2 separate regions of the Homo sapiens genome follow, and region 2 is linked to region 1. A link is a contact called in ENCODE Hi-C data. All regions are on one chromosome and are shown on one strand. Each heading gives the region's core, a stretch centred on a gene start or an enhancer-like site at or near the end of the contact. The rest is flanking DNA. Distances are from core to core; before and after follow the strand shown. Region 1 holds the start of ZNF621 (zinc finger protein 621). Region 2 holds the start of SEC22C (SEC22 homolog C, vesicle trafficking protein).

Evidence for each region. A loop is a pair of places that touch in the nucleus more often than their neighbours do. Pooled maps may share reads with other maps.
Region 2: a map of natural killer cell shows a loop between it and region 1 (14-fold over the local background). The contact joins the promoter of SEC22C here to the promoter of ZNF621 in region 1. A Hi-C loop is called at or near these places in 2 of 168 maps with a recorded cell type or tissue (CD4-positive, alpha-beta T cell and natural killer cell) and 7 of 50 pooled maps.

Annotation. Positions count from the first base shown.
Region 1 is chr3:40,522,681-40,527,107 of GRCh38, reverse strand. ZNF621 (zinc finger protein 621) reads right to left here and starts at 2,148. Exons shown (of 5, transcript NM_198484.5): 1 at 1,834-2,148; 2 at 1,244-1,329. The coding sequence starts at 1,267. RefSeq lists enhancers at 1,667-1,806, 1,366-2,178, 2,457-2,546 and a silencer at 2,107-2,266.
Region 2 is chr3:42,580,224-42,584,650 of GRCh38, reverse strand. SEC22C (SEC22 homolog C, vesicle trafficking protein) reads left to right here and starts at 2,684. Exons shown (of 7, transcript NM_032970.4): 1 at 2,684-2,805. It also overlaps a transcript of SS18L2 not described here. RefSeq lists enhancers at 2,269-2,398, 2,391-3,217 and a silencer at 2,599-2,928.

The DNA of each region.
Region 1 (4,427 bases), core at 899-3,398:
AAGTGGAGGTTGCAGTGAGCGAAGATCGCACCATTGCACTCTAGCCTGGGTGTTGCAGTGAGACTCCATCTCAAAAAAACAAACAAACAAACAAAAAACAGGTGCATGCCTGTAATCCCAGCTACTTGGGAGGCTAAGGCAGGAGAATTGCCTGAACCTGGGAGGTGGAGGTTGCGGTGAGCCGAGATAGCGCCATTGCACTCAAGCCTGGACAACAAAGGCGAAACTCCGTCTCAAAAACAAAAAAAATAAAAGGACAACACTTAATATCTTCTTAATTGACCAACACCTTTCTACCATCAATTTGCCACTAAGGGCTAGGAAAATCTTTTTAATATGTAAATCCAACCATGTCATCCCCCTGCTTAAAATTCTTCAGTGCCTTCCCAATGAACCAGTACAGAAACCACTGTCCTCACCATGACCTATAATACAGGTATCTATTTCTTCCATCTCATATTGAACCACTTTCTCTGACCCCTTCCAGTTTCTAGAGTACATCCAGCTTTCTCTGCAACTTCAGAGTCCTTGCATCTAGCATTTAGAAAATGTATATTAAAGCAACAATACTAGTCTCTCTGGGATACATACAATACAATTTGTGGGCAATCTCTCCAATAAAGAATTTCTGATTTCAAGCTAGTGCGGTGGCTCATGCCTATAATCCCAGCACTTTGGGAAGCCGAAGCGGGTGGATCACCTGAGCTCAGGAGTTCAAGACCAGCCTGGCCAACGTGGTGTAAACCCCGTCTCTACTAAAAATACAAAAATTAGCCACACGTGGCGGCGCACATCTGTAATCCCAGCTACTTAGGAGGCTGAGGTATGGGAATCACTTGAACCCAGGAGGCAGAGGCTGCAGTGAGCCGATATCATAGTGCCACTACACTCCAGCTTGGGCGACAGAGTGAGACTCCGTCTCACAAAAAATGAGTCTGATTTCAGTAGGTGACTTTCATTTCTAGAACACGATCTGGATTTCCACATTCAGAAAGAATTTCTTGGTATAGGTCCCCTTTCTTCCATTTAAATCTATACATCCAAACTCATCACTCTCTATACACAAAACTTTCATTTCCCCAGCACATATTTACATCTGCCATAGCCCTGGAGATAGATACAAAGGGGAAAACACAGCTTGGCCAAGTTAGGCCTTCCTCATCCTTTCCTGATTATCTGATAGCTAATGTGAGTAAAAAAACATAAACAAACAAACAAAAAAACTGAAAGAAGCTCAGCTCACCTGAGGCCAAGTTGTTTGGAGCATGGCGGATGTCCCCTGGCTTCATGCACTGTCTTCTGGGTTTGGACAAGCAAGATCCTCAAGAGCTAAGAGAAAAAGAGCCATGAGTGCTAAGGACCCTGTCGTCCACCACCTACAGCAACCTATGGCCCTCCCAGTTTCCACATTTCCAGCACTGGATGCACGGAGATTCTACTAGGACTCCCTCTAATTGTTCTCACGCTGATAGCCCCAAACTTCTTATGAATTGTTCTGCCTAGTCTTCAGGACAATCTTCCACCTGCCTGCTCAGTCCGAAGAGCTTTTTTTGAGCCCATTCGTACGGGTAAACTGAGGGACCCAAGAGCCCTGTCCCTATTGTGTTGGGTCTCTACAAACGTAAAGAGTCTTTACAGAATGCTTACAGGGACGATGACGTGGACCCAAAAGAAAGAACCTCAGGAGAAGAGGGACTGGGGTGGCTGAATGCGGATTAAGGGTAAAATACTCAGCGTCCCAGTGGGTGATGCTGACCGGAGACCCCACCCAACCGTGATCTTAACACTCCACCCAAGAAAACAGGCAACCCCAAACATCAGAAACGTCAGTACCGGGAGCCAGAGGCTGTCAGGGCAAGTTCTTTAGGGCAGAAAAGAGGATCAGGCCTCGGTGGCAAAGGGCTGGACACGGGCTCTAGAAGCCCGAGCAGCCACCTTGACGGCTTCGGCGAGGCCCAGATGCCCACGGTCCGGGTGAAGGAGGGGCGGGCCGCCATTGGGACCAAGTTCAGGGGTAGTGGGGGCTGACGAGCCGCCAGGGGCAGCGAGGAAGCCGGCACCGGGCGGACCTGGCACGTAGAACTCGCTGAAACCCACGCTCTGCAGAACGCCGAGGAGCTGGTCACTAACTAAAGGCCGAGCCGGAAGGGCGAGTGCACGCCCAGGGTCCCTCTAGGCCCCCGGAGGCCGCCATCTCGGTCGCCCCGTGGCCAGACCCGCCCCGCCTTTCATGGCTGGCCCCGCCCTGCGGAAGAGGCGAGGTTGCGGCGACCGGCTGGGCTGAGAGGCCGGCGGCGGGCGTGGAACTGTGGCGCTCTAAGCCCGGCTTTCTCCGGCAGCCGTCGGCATCGCCTCTGGCTGGAGTGTCACGGACTGATACAGCCTGGCTCTACCGAGACCTCGCCCTCTAGGCACAAGTGGGCCCCCAGTTCACGGGCTGCGCCTCAGCTGTTGGCCGCCTTGGCCCCGTGGCTCACCTGAAGCCTGGGCCGTGCAGGTGAGGGGAGAATGGCGCCTGCTTTGTCATCTCTAAGAGGCCCAAGCCCAGGATCTTGCTTGGGTCCTCAGCTGGGCAGTCCTCAGGGAAACCATGGTTTCCACTCGCCGTTTTAGCCCTCTCCCTTCCAAGGACCTAGATGTGCGTAGAACCTTTTAGGACAGATTCATTTAACAACCAAAACACCCGTGGCTACATACAGTTGCTAGGCATCCTGTATACACAGGACATGTCCTATATTAAATGATCTTGTCCTGTGTTGACTTTGGGAGGACACCCTAAATGTCTTATATTTAGCTTTTTCCAATAAATTACAAAAACTCGTAGTTACAGCTATTTTTCTGCTCAGTAACTGGCACTTAAATAAAATGTTAACACCAGCTGAAATATATATATCTCATACTTCCATAAATAATGATCTGGACAGACCTTTATGGTCTGTTCTGTTAGTTGGACTGCAGGAAGAAAAAACAGTGAAGAGGGGAGGCTGCTAATTAAAAGAACTTACTTTTCATATTCAGGAAAGGAAAAGACTGTTTTTTGACCAAAGTCCCAAGTCACTAACAAGTACTTGCCATTAATTTACATAATTTTAGATCAGTACACGTACTCTGAAAATCAACCAGTACACAACAGCCTCACTCCAAGCTTCTGAACATGAGCCAGTCAGTGATAAACACTTCCCGAAGCCAGCCAGTGGCAGCTCTACCCAGCTCATTGGCAAGTACCTCACTACTGTGCCCTTCCTTCTGGACAGGAGCCTTTCTCCAGTATCAAAGTGGTTGCTAAGATGGACAGACTTTGTTTTTTTTTTTTTTGCTTGTTTTTTGTTTGTTTGTTTTTTTGAGACGGAGTCTCGCTCTGTCGCCCAGGCTGGAGTGCAATGGCGCAATCTCGGCTCACTGCAAGCTCTGCCTTCTGGGTTCACGCCATTCTCCTTCCTCAGCCTCCCGAGTAGCTGGGACTACAGGCACCCCGCCACCACGCCCAGCTAATTTTTTGTATTTTTAGTAGAGACGGGTTTTCACCGTGTTAGCCAGGATGGTGTCGATCTCCTGACCTTGTGATCCGTGCACCTCGGCCTCCCAAAGTGCTGGGGATTACAGGCGTGAGCCACCGCGCCCGGCCCAGACTTTGTTTTACTTTAATCACGCTGATAACTTCTCCTGAACACAGTTCCAGATACCAGGCTCCTCACCACCAAGCATTTCCATGCTATAAAGGGGAATTGGTCTCCCACCACTAAAAGATAAAAAATGATCCTGGATATCTAGATATATTGCTTTATTACAGGGGTCCCACTTCTTGGATTTGTTATTCCTTTCTTAAGAATTAGACTGACTTATGAAGTCCTATTATGGAGAGTATCTTAGGTATCTACTGCTGCATAACAAATCACCCTAAAACCTTATGGCTGAAAACAAAACACACTTATTATCTCTTAAAGTTTCTATGAATCAGTGAACATAGTCAGTCAGTCCTAAAAAGAGAAAAAGGAAAAAAAAAAAAGGTTCTGTGGATGAGGAATTCGGGAGTGGCTTGGCTGGATGGTACTGGCTTGGGATCTCTCATGAGGGTCTAGTCAGGTGTCACCTGGGACTGCAGTCACTTGAAAGTTGGACTGAGGCTGGGGATTTGCCTCAAAGGTAACTCACTCACATGGTTGGCACATAGATGCCAGCTATTAGTGTGAAACTTCCCTTCCTGCGCCGGGTGCAGTGGCTCAGACCTGTAATCCCAGCAATTTGGGAGGCCAAGGCAGGCAGATCACCTGAGGTCAGGAGTTTGAGGCCACCCTGGCCAACATGGCGAAACCCTGTCTCTACTAAAAATACAAAAATTAGCTGGGCGTGGTGGCGGGCACCTGTAACCCCAGCTACTTGGGAGGCTGAGGTAGGAGAATCACTTGAACCCAGGAGGCGGAGGTTGC
Region 2 (4,427 bases), core at 1,435-3,934, 2.1 Mb before region 1:
TCTCTTCAGTTTTCATTTTGTAATTTTTCTCTGGCTATGTAAGCCCCACTTCGATTTCCGCCCATATGATGCTGACTTTCAAAAGTCTATGTCCCGGCTAGGCGTGGTGGCTCACGCCTGTAATCCCAGCACTTAGGGAGGCCAAGGCGGGCAGATCACTTGAGGCCAGGATTTCGAGACCAAACTGGCCAATATGGTGAAACCCCCATCTCTACTAAAAATACAAAAATTAGCTGGGCGTGTTGGCAGATGCTTGTAATCCCAGCTACTTGGGAGGCTGAGGCAGAAGAATCACTTGAGCCTGGGAGGCGCAGGTTGCAGTGGGCCGAGATTGTGCCACTAAACTCCAACCTAGGCCACAGAGTGAGACTCAGCCTCAAAAAAAGTCTGTGTTCAGCCCAGACCTCTACATTGACCTGCAACCTGTATATGCACCTGCTGTGTTGACATCTGTATTAGTCAAGGTTCTCCAGAGAGAGAGAACCAATGTGATATCTATATATCTACAATATAGATCTATATCTATAGATATATGGGAGGGGATTTATTAGGGGAACTGGCTCACATAGTTATGGAGGCTGAGAAGTCCCACAATAGACCATCTACAAGCTGGAGAACCAGGGAGGCTGGTAGACTGCTTCAGTTCAAGACTACCCTGTCTTAGACTTGGCCTCAGAACCAGGGAAGCTGAATGGTGTATCTCCCAGTCCAAGGCCCAAGCCGGGAGAACCTGGGGAACCACTGGTACAAGTCTTGGAGTCCAAAGGCTCAATACTTGCTAAATGAATAAATGGACGGACTCTACTACCTAATCTCCTAGAGTTAGGAGATTAGGGGAACGGGGAATTCTGATGCCAAGGGCAGAAGAGGGGTGTCCCAACTCCAGAGTAGAGAATTTGCCTTTCCTCTGCCTTTTTGTTCTATTATGTGGTGCCTGCGCATATTAGATGAGGACAGATCTTCCTTACTCAGTCCATTGACTTAAATGCCAATATCTTCTGGGAACACCCTCATAGACATACCCAGAAGTAATGTTCCCCCAGCTACCTGAGTATCCCTTAACCTAGTCAGGTTGACATCTAAAACTAATCATCGCAAAATCCTAACCAAGTCTCAAAGGTGCCTCAAATTCAACTTGTCTAAGATGGAGCTCAAGATCAATCTTATCTCCTCTTCCAGTGTTCTCCATATCTGTGAATCCCTGCACCATCCATCCATTTATCCAAGGCTGAACAGTGGCATCATCCTTGAAGCTGCTTCATCGCCCCTTCACATCCAACTCATCACCAAGTCCTATTGATTTTGCTCCTACATTTCTCTGCAGCCTTCTTAGATCTCTTTTTCTTCACTCTCACCCTAGTCCACACTCCAGCTCCATTCTCTCTTGCCCAGATGACTGCACTGGCTCCCAGGCCAGTCCCACCATAGCTCTGTTGAGACTTCTCCATTTTGATCTGCACTTTAGCAGCCAAAGTGAGTTTTATAAAATGCAATTTTGACCAGTGTTCTATGGTCCTAAACTTTCCACTATGGTCCATAAAATCCTACATGGTCCTGCCCCTTCTATTCGCTCTAGTGGATCTCACTCCACTCCTTTATTCTCTAAACTCTGAGTTTCTTTTCTTTTTGTGGTAAAATGTACATAACCATTTTTAAGTGTGCAGATCTGTGGCATTTGGTACATTCACATTGTTGTGTGATCATCACTACTATCCATTTCCAGAACTGTTTCATCTTCTCCAGCTGAAATTCTGTACCTATTAAGCACTAACTTTCCATTTCCCCCTTTCTGGGTTTCTTTTCATCCCTCAAAGGAGCTCTGCTGCCTTCCACAGAGTTCTTATATACATGCTAATCTCTCCATCTGAAACACACTTCCTCTCCCCTTTGCCTAGTTAGCCTCCTGTGATTCCCAACACCAGCCTAGAAGCTTCTGTAAATTCTCCCAAAACCCCTGCTCCTCCCTGAAGAGCAGTTTGTATTTATACAGGTGTTTGATTGTTTGAAGGGTGCTCTCACCCTGCCTCCTCTCTTAACATAGTTTTTCGTGTCAGGAATTCCTCGCTTTGTCCACAACCCCTGGCACATAGCAGGTGCTCAATACTTGCTAAATGAATAAATGGACGGACTCTGCTACCTACCTAATCTCCTTCCAGCCAGTCATCCATCTGTGGGTGCCTCGGTCCCCAGCTTGGGGTGTGTCCCCCTGGGTCGGACTTTGGCGCCCCATCCAGGCTGGCAGTAGGTTGTGCTCTTTGGTTTGCCTATCTCGGGCCTCCCGCCCAGCCGCGCGGACCGCAGAACATACGCCCCGGGCGTTATCACTCTGTCACGCGGAGCCTCCCCGCCTCCAGACGTCAGTCCGGTTGCTACCCCGGCAGGAATCGAGCTTAGATCACGAAGGCTCCTTCTCACCTCCGGACGTGAGAATTACAGGCTTGGATCTCAAACCGCCGCGGTGAGAGCCGGGAGGTGGGAAGAAAGTTGGGAGGCGCGCGCCCCCGTCACACTCCCTCTCCGTTTGGGTCGCAGCCCTTTAAGAACCACTACGTTCGCGCCTTCGCCGGGACGGGGGCTGTGGAGGCGCGCCGGGATTGGTCGGTTTGGGTGCGGGTGTCGCTTAGCAGCAGCGAATGCGGGGTAGGGGGGAGGTGGGGTGGCTCAAGACTCGCGCACGCGCACCACGGCCTACCTGCGCCTGGGCTGCCGGTGACCTGGGCCGAGCCCTCCCGGTCGGCTAAGATTGCTGAGGAGGCGGCGGGTAGCTGGCAGGCGCCGACTTCCGAAGGCCGCCGTCCGGGCGAGGTGAGGGCTGGCGGGCGGAGGCGGGTGCCGCGGCCCGTTAGCCAAGAGCAGGCGGGTTAGGGTGTGGCGCAGGGCGGGCCCAGAGGTGGAGGCGGCCCAGGGCCCACCCGGCCCTCAGTCCCGGCCTTGACCATGGGGCTCCCCACGGGGCTTCACTGGGCTTCTTGGAGTCCTCTGTCCCCTTTCTCCCGTCAGCCTGTTCCCGGACCCCGGGGCCACCCAAGGCACGCGCCTGCAGGAACCCTGGGCTGACAGATGGGCGCCAAGGGCTTCTCCCAGTTGGAAGAGATGGGGAGTGAGAAAGGGGACGATTGTTTCTTTAACCATTCACGAAGCTCACGTCAGAGCATTGTTTAATCTGAATAGCAAACTTCCCTTAGCATGCCCGTGTTATTAGACTTTAAATATTGGATACACTGAACCAACTTTTCAGAGCACTAGGTGTAGGACGTTCCATTACAGGTTTTGTGTTCATTACAGATTTACACATGTACCTCCAGAGCCAGAAGGATAAAGCACTCGGGGAAAAATTAGGTTTGTAGAAATAAAAGCCACGGAAGACTATTGCCAGTGTGAAAAGTAATTGGTGAAATTTGTGACATGGTCAGAAAAAAATACAGCTCAGAACCAACATATAGGGTAATATTTAATTACATTTTGCAGAGAAGAGTTGATCCCACTAAAGATAATTTTAGTAAAATGAAAAATGGAAGCAACTGGAAATGGTTTAACGTTGCCAGATAGAATTAAATAAACAAATAGTGTTTCCTCTGGAAAGTACATTTTGGACAATGTTAATAGCTCTGATTTAAGTGTTTGCATTTGCAACAGAAGCCATCTTGGAGTCAGTGTTTTTTATTCTTAGAATAACTTAGAAATCAACTAAATTCAAAAAGTAACATGATCATAGAGAGGACAACCTGACTTCAAGGTAATACAGTGGATAAAGAGCAGTTGTAACAAGTGTAATCTCAGGCTCCTTCCTCTACCAACAGGTCTCTGATTAGCTTATTAGTGCTCTAAGGAGAAGAAATTATTTTAGAGAAAGGGAGTAGCTGTAATTCCCAAAGTTGGATTTGTAGAAGAAGGATGTGGTGGAAAGATCCTAGGCTTTAGAATATTTGAAGTAAGGAAGTCTGGGTTGAATCTAGCTTTACCTCTTGAGCCTTACAGCTGCAGTTTTCCCACCTATCCGGTATAGATTATGTCTACCTTATAGTTACAAGCATTTAATAACATTATCAGTGTAAAAGGTCCTATCAAGTTTAGTTCCCTACCCCTCTTAGTTCCTAACAAATGACGAAACTGACCTCTACCCTCCTCTTCACTCCATCCCCAAGCAACTTGGAGCCTTAATAGAATCTACAGATTTGGTAACCAGTTCTCAAGTCCTGTGGCTGAAGGTGAATTCAGTAAGGGTGGCACAACTCAGTTTTGTCTTCTGTATTGTGTATTTGAGTCTTCTGTATTCTGTATATACTTTATGGTGAACACTTTGTGTTTGAATATTTGTGTGCCAAATGAAGCCTGTTTTGTCTAAATTCCTATTTTGCAAGGTGCAGTCATCTCTCTCTTTCTCTCTGTTTTTCTCTTTCTTTCTGTCTCTCTCAGCCTCTCTCTCT